Linked DNA regions of Mus musculus: region 2 is linked to region 1. The links are chromatin loops, found by intact Hi-C in ENCODE. Cell type or tissue: heart. All regions are shown on one strand. Links, peaks and the distances in the headings refer to the core of each region. The heading gives the core; the rest is flanking DNA. Region 1 has its middle 32 kb from the start of Gm22674. Region 2 overlaps Cdyl (chromodomain protein, Y chromosome-like).

Region 1 (2,913 bases), core at 269-2,768:
TATGATCATTTGAATAAATGCATAAAAAGCCTTTGACAAAATTGAACACATCTTCATGATAAAAGTCTTAAAAATATAGGGCTAGAAAGAACACACCTCAACACAATAAAAGATATGGGACTCCTAACAAGTGGGGGGGGGGCAGAGACTGTCTTGGTCTCTGTTCCCTTCTGTTAGATCCCTTCCCCCTACCTGATTTGGTCTCAGTGGGAGAGGATGTGTGTAGTCCTACTGGGACTAAATGTCTCAGTGTGGAGTGGTACCCAAGGGCATCTCCCCATGAGCAGAAGGGGAGGTGGCAATTCGAGGAGGGTTTGGTCAGGGTGGGACTGAGGAGAGGAGGGGAGGGGGCTGTGATGAGGATGTAAAGTGAACTTAAAAAATTAAAATTTAAAAAGAAACATACTTATAGACACAGTAAAAGAAGCACACTTCTCTATATAAGAAACCCACAGTAAACATCATTCTAAAACTTAGAATAGGGCAAAGATTGAAGCAATTCCTCCTGAGTCAGGAAGGAGACAGGGATTTCCCCAAATATTGTGCTAGGGTATTAGCTAGAACAATATGTCATGAGAAGGAAAATAAAGGGATACATATAAGAGAAACTCTCCCAAATTACAGATTGTGGGGAGCGGGTGTGGCGGCAGTCCCAAAGGCGCCAGGGACTGCAGCTAAGTCATATGACTTGCACCTGACTTCCTCATATAAGACACAAACATCTTGAGTGCTGCGCAGGTGTACCAGGATACAGGTGAATCCAATTTGGTGGAGATTTGCCCCTGATGCCCTGATTAGCTGAAGCTGCGTGCCTGGTGAAGTGGTGTGGCCTGCTGTGCGTGGATGGGAACTGAGAGTATAAAAGAGTGAGAGGCCCGGGTTAGAGGAGGATTATTATTCGAGAGAGGATTACTATTAGTGGGGGAGATATAAAAACAAGGGAGATATAAACAGGGGAGATATAAAAACAAGGGAGATATAAACAGGGGAGATATAAAAACAAGGGAGATATAAAAACAAGGGAGATATAGAGAAAGAAGAAACAGGACTGAATAAACGTGTGCAGAAGGATCCTGCTGTGGCGTCGTTCTTGCTGGCGAGTTGGGGGCGCGCTCGACAACAGATGAGATGAGAGATTGCAAAAATTCTACTGAAACACTTCTAGAAATGATAGCTTCAGAAACATGCCAGGATACAGAAACCATCTGCACAAATCAAAAGATTTCCTACACAGCAACAGCAAACATACAGAGAAGGAGATAATGGACAGAATTCTATTCATAACAGAGTAAAAAAGAAAAAAAGAAATCAAACTCATTGAGGAAGTAAAGGACCTCTCCAATAAAAATGTTAAACCTCTGAATAAAGAGATAGAGAAACACCTTAGAAAATGGAAAGAGACCCCATGCTTGCACATTGGTGGAGTAAACATTGTGAAAGTTACCATTTTACCAAAATCTACTTACAGATTCACTACAATGTCAACCAAAATTCCCATTTCATTCTTCACAGAAATAGAAAATGTTATCCTAAAATTCATATGAAACCACAAAAGACCCTAATATCCTTATAGTCCTAAAACAAAACAAAAACAAAAGCAAAAAGAACGATGTTGGAGGGTTTATAATTAAAGAGCCACAGTGATAAAAATTAATATGGTGTGGCACAAAACAGAGGCACGAAGACCAATTATTAAGACCCAAACATGAGCATAAGTAACTTTACTCCTCAATTTTTGACAAAGATGCCAAAACCAGTAGCGGGAGAAAAGAAAGTTTCTTCAACAAATGGTGCTGGGGAAACTGGATGTCCACGTGAAAGAAGAATGAAATTAGACCTGTATCTATAACCTTGCCCAAAATCTAACTTCAAAGGCTTGAACGTGGAACCTGAAGCTGCTGGAAGAAAACATAGGCAGTGTCATGCATGATATAGGTGTAAGAAAGGACTTCCTCAATGGAACTCAGTTTGCCCAAGAGTTAAAGCCAACAACACACAAGTGGGAATTCATGAAACTGAGAAGCCTCTGCACAGCTAAAGAGACTGCCAGGCAATGGTGGTGCACACCTTTAATCCCAGCACTCAGGAGGCAAAGGCAAGTGGATCTGGGTTCAAGGCTAGCCTGGTCTACCGAGTTAGTTCAAGGACAGCCAGACTTACTCTGAGGGGGAAAAAAAGAGAGGTGGGGGGAGACAAAGAGACAGTGACGGGGAGACAAAGAGACAGAGAGAAACAGAGACAGAGAATCAACCAAGTAAAGGGGAAGCCCACAATGCAAGAGAATCTTTGCCAGAGGATTAATATCCAGAATTTACAAGGCACTCAAAACAAACAAAAAACAATATACAACTCATTCAAAAACTGGGCCTGAAACCAGAATAGAACATTCTTGAATAGAAATGGCTAAGAAATATCTCAAAAAAATCATCAAATCAATAACTTTTGAAGTGCGGGTGGGCCAGGTAGCACTGTCAATTATTGCTTTCTCATTAGATGCCCCTTGGGCTCTCTATGTGACTGATCATGTAGGTATGTACATTGTCATATATTACTTAATGCTCCTGTAATAGAACCTTCAACAGATGTCTACAGAAAGTGCCCATGGAGAGAAGATCATCTTAATAATTCAGGTAAAAAGCAAAGGCAAGCCCCTGATGGATCATCACAAGTCCTGGCATGAGCGTTTCAAAACCCTCCTCTCAACGCCAGACAGGGATGATACAACCAGATCTGATAAGAGCTTGGCCAAAAGTATTCATAATTACCAAAAGACCCTTCAGCAAGAGGCTTTATCTCCACCATCACTAACAATGATCTACTTGCAAGTATACTGTGGATAAAATATTAGGTAATCAGAGCTCTGCTCTTATGTTTGACTGGGGAGGGATTCAGTTTCAAAAATCTTAATCACTG
Region 2 (2,913 bases), core at 153-2,652, 450 kb after region 1:
TTGGGTTTACCTTGCTGTTTTTCTTTTTTTGAAATTTGTGCATGTGCCAGAGACTCAGCCCTTTCAAGTTCTTAGGAGGGTTGCTGGGTTTTTATCGTAGCAGACGGTGGCGTTACACGGAGGCCAAGGACTGCGCCCCTATACTTACAAGCTGGTCAGTCCCTGCTGTGGTGGTCTTGCGCTTAGCCAGTCCACTCCCCTGGGCTTCATGTCCCTGAAGGCTGGACTGGGGCTGAGGATCTGACATAGACTTCCGCTTTGCCTGCTGTGAGTTCTACACACAACACACTGGAAGCTCTGCTGCCCTAGCCATGCTTGCTTGGGAAAGCAGATTTGTGGATTTGGCTCCGTGTTGGGCTTACATTTCCTGGGCCCAGCTTCCTTCTCGCCATGCTGCCTGTGGTCTACCTGGTGCACATGAAGCTGAGCTGCAGCAGTTTGTGCTTGTTCCTTATTACGCCTGTGTCCTGCACACAGTACCCTGCTTTTCTAGTTCACCTCCAACTCTTGAGTTCTGGTATGTGAGACCAGTTACCCCAGTGGTTCTCAGCCTGTGTGTCACAACCCCCTAGGGTTGTCACATGACCCTTTCACAGAGTCGCCAAAGACCATCAGAAAGCACAGATATTTACATTATGATTCACAACAGTAGCAAAATTATAGTTATGAAGTAGCAACAAAAATAATTTTATGGTTTGAGGTCACTGCAACATGGGCAACAACGGTTACGGTTGAGAAGCACCAACAGCAAAGACCAGCTCTTAACTGCCTGCCACAGGTTCACAGCCACGACTGTGGGGATAGGGTAGAACCTTAACCAGAAAATACAGACTCACCATTCTTACCTATTACCTATTACCTATTACCTGTGTAGTCTTTAGATTTTTCTTTTTAGTTCAGTTTTCACACAAGATATCTGCGGTGTCAGAGTAGCCTCTTCAGTACTCTGCTGTGAGAAAAAGTGTATTGTTCAGTTTCCCTGTAAATAGCAGGCTAGTTTGTTTCATGAACATGGCTTCCTGCTGAGCTGCCATTGCCTTTGTGGTCATTATTCTGTTCACATCTGAATCGAGATGATTTTGTATTAAACCCAACTGTTGGTCCCTTTCTTCTCAAACACATTTGAAGTTGTCTTGCGTTTCTCCAGTGGAGGGGCGGTCATCGAGGGTTTCTGGAACCGCAGCTCTAGAGCGCCCTCTCCTGTCCTCAGCAGCCACTTGAAAAGGTGCCCTGGTGTTGTGGAGCCCAGGGTCTGTCTGTCATTCTCCCCCTCCCCTTTGTTTAGAAGGGTCCTTCCATTTCCCTGCACCTGTTCTTTCTGCCCTGGTGGTTTGCTGTCCGCAGCAGTGTTTCAGTAGTGGTGAATTCTCCAGGGGCCCATAAGCCTTAGGCCACCGCAGCCAGTCTGCCTGCAAGAGTCCCTTGTACAGTCCCTTTTACAGTCTCACCTACAGGTGGGTGTCAGTACGCAGACAGCCCTAGAGGTGCTGTGCTGATGCTGGCTCCGTCCACTGTGCTGATGCTGGGGTACTTTGTCCCCTCTTCAGCCTGCACGGGTCCAATGCAGTGTGCCTTAGCTTTTGCTAGACTTTCCCTGCCCCTGGAGCACTCGGTAGCTTGTAGCTGTGGGTTACTACGTTGGGCCTGCATCTGAGGAGTACTTCTGTTAGGGAAAGCAGGGAGATAAAAGTTGCCTTCGCGCTCACCCATCCTCTGCCTCCTGGAGGTGGACAGGCTGGATCCTGCTTTGAAGGTTGGAATGATCTGCCATATAACGAAGACTGAGAAGTAGGTCTGTTTCATGTCCATTCCCTATTTGCCCTTTGACCTGGGGCCTTTCCTACCTGAAGGGACTTTGATCTGACCTCCCATCTCAACACCCAGTCCTGTGTCCCAGCTCTACATCACAGGCACTAGTGGCTTTTGGGGGGAATGCTTCCTTGATTTTTCAAAACCTTTCCATAAGTATTCCTGAAAATACCCCTCCTTGCCAGCTGAGAATGATGGCTTGTTTTGCAGTATTTGAAAAGCTTGCTTGCTTGCTTGCTTTCTTTCTTTCTTTTTTCTTCCTTCCTTTCTTCCTTCCTTCCCTCCTTCTCCTTCTCCTCCTTCTCCTTCTCTTCTTTTTTGTTTTGTGTTTTTTTTGAGGGTGTATGTATCCTGGCTGTCTAGGAATTCACAATGAACCAGGCTGGCCTTAAACATCCACCTGCCTATGCCTCCTGAGTGCTGGGATTAAAGGTGCGCCTCTGTCACCGCCACCACCACCCAGCTTAAGAGGCTAGCTGGCTCCCTCCCTCCCTCCCTCCCTTCCTCTCTCCCTCCCTACCTCCCTCCCTCCCTCCCTCCCTCCCTCCTCAAATCTTTATTTATTTTATGTATGTGAATATACTGTCATTCTGTTGAGACACACCAGAAGAGGGCATCAGATCCCATTACAAATGGTTGTGAGCCACCATGTGGTTGCTGGGAACTGAACTCCAGACCCCTGGAAGAGCAATCAGTGCTCTCAACCACTGAGCCATCTCTCCAGCCCTTAAGAGGCTTTCTTGTTTGTTTGTTTAAAAAGGGTCTCACTATGTAACTTTAGTTGGCCCGGAACGTGCTATAATCAAACTATAAACCAGACTGGCCACAAACTCAGAGAGATCTACCTGCCTCTGCTTCCTGAGTGCTGGAATTAAAGGCATGAACCACCACACCTGACTTTAGAAGGCATTTTATTCAACTGTGGGTGTATTTATTGTTCTAGGAAGGATGTCTGATTTACCATGTTGGAGAAAGTGAAAACTTTAGAAAGTTGTTTCTCCCATCTCCACCCCATGACTTACTTCTCTCAAGGTTCGGTTACTCCCTCTACTGTTTTAAACATTGGATTTTGAAGTGCTGTTGTGCTCTGTGTATATCCTTAAG

The links. A loop is a pair of places that touch in the nucleus more often than their neighbours do. Peaks named below come from ENCODE experiments on the same cell type or tissue, not always from the same donor. Only the 100,000 strongest peaks of a DNase experiment are listed, where the experiment ranks them.
Region 2: it touches region 1 in a loop (2.4-fold over the local background); 2 of 42 quality-filtered maps call a loop at or near these places.

The regions. Positions count from the first base shown.
Region 1 is chr13:35,323,753-35,326,665 of GRCm38, forward strand. No RefSeq gene overlaps it. Among named protein-coding and RNA genes, the nearest start is that of Gm22674, 32 kb to the left of the region's middle. In heart, for the core only: no CTCF peak of the experiment used is centred there; no DNase peak of the experiment used is centred there.
Region 2 is chr13:35,770,869-35,773,781 of GRCm38, forward strand. All of the region lies in intron 3 of Cdyl (chromodomain protein, Y chromosome-like), which reads left to right. Among named protein-coding and RNA genes, the nearest start is that of Cdyl, 110 kb to the left of the region's middle. In heart, for the core only: a CTCF peak has its summit at 1,199 (motif pointing left); no DNase peak of the experiment used is centred there; H3K27ac peaks cover 562 bases.